Linked DNA regions of Homo sapiens: region 2 is linked to region 1. A link is a contact called in ENCODE Hi-C or POLR2A ChIA-PET data. All regions are on one chromosome and are shown on one strand. Each heading gives the region's core, a stretch centred on a gene start or an enhancer-like site at or near the end of the contact. The rest is flanking DNA. Distances are from core to core; before and after follow the strand shown. Region 1 holds the start of DCAF12 (DDB1 and CUL4 associated factor 12). Region 2 holds the start of RPP25L (ribonuclease P/MRP subunit p25 like).

Region 1 (3,705 bases), core at 58-2,557:
CAAATACAAACACAAGAGAACAAGAATCTCAATCCAGAAAGTCGTTTAACTCTTCCAACATTAAAAAGATGTTGCTCACAGTCAAACTTACCAATGTGAATTACAAGGGCTGAAAGTCAAGGGAATGAATGCAGAATAGAACAGACTAAAAGGTTTACTAGACATTTTAGGAGTGAAAGATTGAAGGAAATGAGAGGTAGAGTGATTCCCATACCGACATGGGCTGCATCTCTACCCAGCCCCCTTCTCCCTCTCAGTCTGTACTCCCACTGGAGCACGGAAGATACAGTCCAAGGAGCCAGACCTGGCTCCCAGGTCTTCCAGGGATGCATCATCAATGACCGTTCCTCTGTCATCATGCCCGCGCTCCAGGCAGTTGCAGAATTCGAAAAATCAACCGCCAACGGGGTAGTAGGCCCCCGGGAAATCAGAGGCCATATCTATGTCCAAGAAGGCCTTCCCCTCCAAAGGGGGCGGCATAGAGATGATACCTGGGAACTGTTGTTTCTTTTGGGGTCCAAACGCCGAAAGGCCCAGCTCAGGGTTGGGTATACATATAGGGAGACTACTTCCTTCTTCCAGGAGGGACGCAATCATCCCAGCTTCCTAGGGCCCATGGAAGGTAGAGTTCACTCTACCAGAGTTTGTTTCCGATTCCCTTAACTTCGGTTTCCCCTTCCTCCAAAGCCAAGATTCTGGTTTCTTTTCAAGCCCTATCCACGAATGCAGGCCTCCCGCGGATTATGTCCCATTCCTGAGTTCCCCTTTGGCTCCTCACCGCCCTGGCCTATCTGCCCTCCAGTTAACGAGGGTCCAGTCCTGACCCTATAGGCCCTGAACCCATTCCTGTTTTGCCTCTGACTGCAGACCCTGGACCCCGATTCCCGTCGCAGGATCTGCGGACCCTAAGCCCATCTTGGTTCCTCAGCCTCACCACCCAGGTGCCGGCCTCTCAACCCTCACCTGCGGGCCCTGAGCGTCGCTCCCAGCTCCCGGCGAGGCGGGCGCTTTCCGCTTCCTGCTAACTACTTTCCGGGCCATAGTGGGCAGCGCCGCCGCGGCCCCGCAGCCACATGGGGCGGGGGAAGCGAAGGATAGCAGGACGGCGGGTCATATACTGGGCCCCGGGGCCGCGCACCTTAGTGCGCCCGGCCCGGAAAATGGCCCGGACCCGGAGCGGCAGCAGAAAAAAGATAGGCGGAAAGAAAGGAAAGAGAGAGGAAGGACTTGAGCCGGGAAAGGGAAGGGGAAGCGAGAATGAGCGGCTTTCCGACGGCAGAGCCTGCAAGGACGGCGAGCGGCTAGAACCAAAACACCCCCTCCCCCTTGCTCGCGCGCCGTCACCCTTGCGCAGCCGCACTTCGGATAGCGTCGCCACGGAAACACCGCCGGAACGAGATGGGCGGGATCTAGGGGTTGGAAGATAGTTCTCTGGTGTTTCCCGGCCGCCGCCAGGCCATTTTCAACGGTTGTTTGGCTACTGCTGGATGGAAGTGGACGAGCTGGGGCCAAGGGAATCTGGCTTCTGGCCGCCGACCTCCGACCCCAGCCCGCCTATCCGCAGGCACCCGGAAGTGAGGACCACCAGTGCTGCTGGGGGAAGGAATCCTCCCTAGTGCAGGCCTTAACCCGGTTACCTCCCATCTGGCACCAAACGTTTCCCTGAATCTGTCACAAACCGTGCCCTGGCTCCAAGGGCTGGACAGGGGGGTGGGGGGGTGGGGGGCAGGAACCGCTCCCACCCTCGAGGTGAAGTCCAGTCAGGAAGTCAGGGCAGTGTGGCCAGACTTTCCCACCACTGAGAACCTGCCCAGCACAACCAACCCAGGCCGCCCTACGAGTCTCTGGCTACCCTCTTCCCACCGCTGGGTAGCCCTGAGGCTCCATTCTCCGCTCTGTCTCCTCCTGATCCTTTCTCCTGTCCGAAATGCTTCAGCCCCTCAGTCAGTTTCAGCTCCTCAGTCACCTTCCCCTTACGGTGCAACTTCACCATTCCCTTTAGATTTCCATGACCTGCCATCTAAACCACATGGTCTTTTGTGCTTTATGAAGTAGTCATCACGCTGTAAACTTATCTGTAGCTGCCTGCCTCACTCTTGGATTCAGGTTGCGTCTCCATTAGGGCAGGTCGGGAATTCTGAACTACAGGAAAGAGAGTGGTCATTTTTGGCTTGCCAGTCCAGTTAGAGCTGGCATTGGCCTCCAAACAAGGGGGCTTCATCAGGATCACCCTTGCCAACATTTTTGGAAGATCCTGAAGGAATATGACTGCCAGCCTTCGCTTTCCTCAAGCAAACAAACCCTCTGAGGAAGCAGGATGCTCTTGCTTGGGGCTGATTGGCCTCAGGCTGTGGTGCCCAGTTACCTGCTGGTCACTTCAGGCTTCAGGCCTCAGGCCTCATACCTCCAAGGAGCTCTGTTGGACCATCTCAAGTTCTGTCAACAAGGAGATTTGGATTTGTTTTCCAAGCCGAATCAAAGACCAGATTGAAGCAGGGTCTCCTGCCATCCCAAGTCGGCACTACCACTAACCCCTAATGTCTTGCGAAAGGCAGCTCCATCTTATTTGGTCAGGCCTGTCCCTTTAGAGATATGCACATAGTGAGTGGGTCAGGAGTGGGTCAGCTTTCTTTTTTGAGTCTGTTCTAATTCTGTCTTGCCCCGCAATGCTCTGGATGACCCAAGAGCCCCTGGGCAAGAGTCTGGAATCCTTTGAGAATCTCTAGGCTCAGATTGGGCTGTCAGTGCCAAGAGGGGCACACTGGGCACTGCTGCAGTCTCTTTCTCAAAGTTCCTTTACTTCATCTTCACAACCTAGGAACCATCCCCAAATGTACCTTATAGCAGAGCTCGCGATTTCTTTTCTTTTTTTTTTTTTGAGATGGAGTCTCACTCTGTAGCCTAGGCTGGAGTGCAGTGGCACGATCTCGGCTCACTGCAACCTCTGCCTCCTGGGTTCAAGTGATTCTCCTACCTCAGCCTCCTGAGTAGCTCAGATTACAGGTGCTCGCCACGTTGCCCAGCTAATTTTTTTTTTTCTTTTTTGAGACGGAGTCTCGCTCTGTCGCCCAGGATGGAGTGCAGTGGTGCGATCTCGGCTCACTGCAGGCTCCGCCTCCTGGGTTCACGCCATTCTCCTGGCTCAGCTTCCCGAATAGCTGAGACTACAGGCGCCCGCCACCACGCCTGGCTAATTTTTTGTATTTTTAGTAGAGACGGGGTTTCACCATGTTAGCCAGGATGGTTGCCCACTAATTTTTGTATTTTTAGTAGAGACGGGGTTTCACCATGTTAGCCAGGATGGTTGCCCACTAATTTTTGTATTTTCAGTAGAGATGGGGTTTCGCCATGTTGGCCAGGCTGGTCTCAAAATCCTGACCTCAGGTGATCCGCCCACTTCGGCCTCCCAAAGTGCTAGGATTACAGGCATGAGCCACCACGGCTGGCCAAGAGCTCACCATTTCTATTCAAATAACAGAATGAAAGTCCATTTTGGAAATTTAATTGACAATTGCCTTTAAAAGACTGCAGGCCAGGTGCGGTGGCTCACGCCTGTAATCCCAGCACACTGGGAGGCCGAGTTGGGCCAATCACCTGAGGTCAGGAGTTCGAGACCAGCCTCCTGAGTAGCTGGGTTGCAGTGAGCTGAGATCATGCCACTGGACTCCAGCCAGGGTGACAGAGCAAGACCCTGTGTAAAAAATA
Region 2 (3,960 bases), core at 75-2,574, 490 kb after region 1:
AGGCCCGGAGAACAGGCTGGCTCAGCAGGTCTTCACGATCGGGTGTCTCGAGCCCTTCTTCGGGAACGAGGGCCACAGCTGGAGCTGGGCATGGAACCCAGGCCAGGGGGTGCTCCTGGGGGTTGGTAACCACACTCATTGGGGTCCAGGGGGTCCCGGCTGAGCAGCACCCACACTGCAGGCACATGGCGGCGCACTGTGAGGGGGTCTAGCCCTGTGTCAGGTGAGGCTGGGACCCAGCTGTCCTCAGTCTGAAGGAAACGTAGCTTGGTGAGCTGGTGCAGGCCTGGGACCCGCCGCTTGACAATCTCAGCGCAGCTGACAGCCTTTCCTGCAGCCCTGCCAGAACCTGAGAACACTACATGCCGAGCACTGCCGCCCTCCAACCGACCCAGAGCCAACCCCAGCAGGTTGCGAATTTTGCTGCCATCTCGGACCCGCATCTCAAGGGTATCAGGAGGTAGCTGGGGCATTGGGGAAGGCGCTGGGAGCTCTACAGAGCCAGCTTTCCGGTAGTGCTCCATCCTGCTTGCTGTCTTGTCTGTGACTCTCGCTGCCCACTGCAGGGAAGCATCAGGTAAGTGCTAAGCAATGTGCCCCAAGTCACTGTCCACCATCCCCTATCTCCATCCAGGATATGGCCCTGCTCCCCGTTCCAGACTTCCCAGAAACAGGATCATGTCCCCTTGTCCTTAGCATCTCGTGACAAGGTCCATGCCTGCCGCAGTCTGGGAAAGGGCTGTACCCCATACACCCCGTTCCTCTACAAGGGCCATAACACCCCCACCTCCAATCCTGGAGTCCAAGAGGCAGGATCACATTCCCCAAACACTGAGCTCTTTGGGAAAGTGCCAGGCCCCCTCATCCTAAACTCTCCAGGACTGGGGCTTAGCCCCCCTTATCCTGGGCTCCTTGGAACAGGGCCTGGAACCCTCACCCCAGACTAATACCAATAGAGAGCGCTCCTCACTTGGGGCTCTACAAGGACAGGGACAAGGCCCTTCGCCCCAGGCCCCCCGGGAAACAGCCAAGAACCCTTATCCAGTGCTGCCCCCAAACAGAACGGATCCCCTCTCCCAGAGATTACCAAGGTCAATCTATATCAACCCAGGTCACTCAGAAACTCGGGGGCAGAGGCTCGACTCGGAGGGCTGCTCAGGACATTCCAAGACAGCCTTGGCCGTTTCCATAGCCACGGTCTCTTCCAGGGTCTTGCCGGCCGCTGCAGCCAAGCCACAGGCGTCCCCCAACCCTACGAGCGCCCCTCTGCCCGCCCGGTTCCGGCTCTCACCGAAGCCGCCTCACGCACGATCCGGAGCCAAGATGGCGCGCGGGCCCGGAGCGCACTAAGGCCGCGGGGCCGCGCACGCCCCGAGGGGGCGGGGCGTGAGGGGCGGGGCGTGAGGGACGGGCCCCGAGGCATCTCCGCCGCGGAAACAACCCGCTGGCCAGAGCGCCCCGGACCAGTCCCAGCGGGGATGGGAACACGAGCGCAGCCTCCGCTGTTACGCCCCGGAGGGAGGCAGGACAGTTCCCTGCGGTAGAAAGGAGCGGCCGTCGGGGAAGTCCTGCGTCTGAAGGAGGGGGATCTGGCCCTTAGAAGATGGGAGGGCTGGCGTTAGCTGTTGAGCAAACGGGGAGCTGTGGGTTTCACCGTGGGTGCGAACAAAGGCTTCAGTTTGTAGTGGCTGCTGTTGCATGGGCGAGAGCCTTAGTTACCGACTTCTGAGCTTCGACCTCATCCTGTGGGCGCTGGCGGACCACGGGGGTTTTCCGGGTTTTCCAGGGGCCAGTCGAACCAGATCTTGTGCAGGGAGCCGAGGAGGGAGTGGTGGGGAAATCGGGCCACAGCCCCTGACGACACCTGCCGCGGAGTCTGGGGGCTGAGGGGGCGGGGGTGCCCACGGAGCCTAGTATGGTGCCTGGCGTATGACCGGCGCTCAATATTTGTTAAATGATTTGTTACATTAATGAACCAGAGAAATCGCGGTGGGAATGGAAAAAAGATTAAGTTGGGAGATACTAGTAGGTTCAGTGACGAGTTGGCCACTGTTTGGACGGAGAAGTAGGAAATTCCGATCTAGGGTGACTCCCAGGTTTCAGATCGGTTTGGACACGCTGAATTTGAGGTGCCGGAGAGGTCGCAAAGGCGGGGCGGCCAATGGGCCGTTGGAAAAAGGGTCTGGAGCCAGAGCACTCCCTGAGACCACAAGGGGGCAGCAAACATTTGGTGGACTACGGTGCCAATCTGTTTCTCAACATGCTTGCCCCAGCGCCCCTACTTCCCAACTTCCCCTCCCCAGGACCAAAACTTCCTGCATCCAAACCTCTTAGGCTGCCCTTCTCGGCTCGTGGCAGCAGGTAGGCTCCCAAGAGAGAAATTTAAAGGCCTTTGCACATGCTGCTCCCTTGGCTCTGAAAGTCCCTGGATATCACTTACCAGGTCCCTTCAGTCCCTTTTTTCTTCTGTGTCCACCTGATAGGACTGCCCTTTTCCTTTACTGTCTATCCTGCTAGCCCGTGCAGGGCAGGGATTAGCCCTATCTACTCCCATCATCTGACATTTGGAGGTCTCTTATTGGTAAATGTGGGATAAATGGATACATAAAGGAATATCCTATTCACATAATCAAATGAGAGCCTTCATTTTGAGAGCTCTACACCTGCCAGAAAGCCAGACCAGGATGAGTTTAGTTCCCAGTCAAACGATTAGGCAGGCTGACACCTCTGCCCCCTACCACCTCCATCCTAGACCAAGAAGCCAGCACACTCCTCCAGTCATCTCTATGGTTTATTGTCACTGAAATAAGAACACTGATTGGGGGGAGGGTGGGTGTTGCAAATTGCAAACCTCAGGTAACCTGACCTCCAACTTTAGAGCCCAGAGTACAGAGAGGTGGGCCTTGAAGCCAATAAATACAAAGCTTCCTCTGCCTTGTAACAAAGGCAGGTTGGCATAGGGCCCTGGAGCCTGACTGCCCAGGCCCACTTTGGGATGGGGAGCAGCTATCACTCCTCTGCTGGCTTCACTTGCGTGGCGGCCTCTAGCTGGCAAAGTAGCTCATCCCACTGCACGAATTGCTTGGAGAGAAGCATTGTCTGGTTGTAGGTCAAGGTGAGAATAGGAATCTGAGTGAGGAAGTTCATGGAAAGTGGGGAACAGGCAAACATAGGTGGGTAGGATAGGATGAGAGAGAGCTAGAGGTGGAACAAAAGGACAGGGCTTAGGGACAGCACCCATTAGGGTCCTAGTTGAGCAGAAAGGATACAGTCTTGTTGTATTCCTCCAGGAGAGCCTTGGACTCCTCAGTGATTTCCACACACTGGTCCTGTAGGGCCAAAGTGTAGCACAGAAAGGAACTGGGCAAAGCCCACATCTTCCACTAAACTTCCTGCCTCATCACGGACTCCCACTCCCCATGGAGCCTAAAAAAGATGACGCTTAACCCCAAAGCCAAAGGAGCAAATGGCTATGGGAGCACTTTCAGGCTCCAGGATGGGTGCCCTAACAGCAGTCCAAAGACGGATGGAAAAGGGAGTGGCCATACATTAAGTAAACATTCCCCCTAGTGTATGTCTCTTCTTCTGTCCTTATTTCTGAACTCTCTTTGAACTTTACACTAGGGCCTGGGAATAGTGAAAAAAGAGCCCCTCTACCCACAGTCAATGACATACCATCCCCAGGAATTCTTGGGTACCTCCCAGCCTCAACCTTATGGTGTCCCAATAAAGTCCTGCTCTGGAAGCAGAAAGTTTGTACATGAACCTAGGCAAGTCCCTTTACCTCCCTGGGGCATATGCAAGATAAAGGATAAACCCCAAAGTTTCTGCTGAGGTTACAACAGAAAGGCCTGAAGCTGCTTCCCCAGGTGGCATGAGTTGGGATGAGGTGCTGCGCCACCTCCATCTTCGCTTCTAGTCATCTCCCCTCCCATACCTGCTGCTGAATGTGGATCTGGG

The links. Hi-C counts contacts between places; a loop is a spot of excess contacts on that map. ChIA-PET counts read pairs that join two places held with the same protein, here RNA polymerase II (POLR2A). Pooled maps may share reads with other maps.
Region 2: a loop to region 1 is called in a map of Right ventricle myocardium inferior, with 2.8 times the contacts of the local background. The contact joins the promoter of RPP25L here to the promoter of DCAF12 in region 1. A Hi-C loop is called at or near these places in 1 of 168 maps with a recorded cell type or tissue (Right ventricle myocardium inferior) and 13 of 50 pooled maps. POLR2A ChIA-PET finds 5 or more read pairs at or near these places in 2 of 52 experiments (H1 and activated CD8-positive, alpha-beta memory T cell).

Annotation. Positions count from the first base shown.
Region 1 is chr9:34,125,391-34,129,095 of GRCh38, forward strand. It overlaps DCAF12 (DDB1 and CUL4 associated factor 12), which reads right to left and starts at 1,308. Exons shown (of 9, transcript NM_015397.4): 1 at 964-1,308. The coding sequence starts at 1,041. RefSeq lists an enhancer at 857-1,558 and a silencer at 993-1,042.
Region 2 is chr9:34,610,773-34,614,732 of GRCh38, forward strand. RPP25L (ribonuclease P/MRP subunit p25 like) reads right to left here and starts at 1,325. Exons shown (of 2, transcript NM_148178.3): 1 at 1,292-1,325; 2 at 1-560. The coding sequence starts at 524. The coding sequence ends at 33. DCTN3 (dynactin subunit 3) reads right to left here. Exons shown (of 7, transcript NM_007234.5): 5 at 3,938-3,960; 6 at 3,270-3,329; 7 at 2,774-3,099. The coding sequence ends at 3,010. RefSeq lists enhancers at 243-796, 1,900-1,949, 2,077-2,126 and a silencer at 1,260-1,499.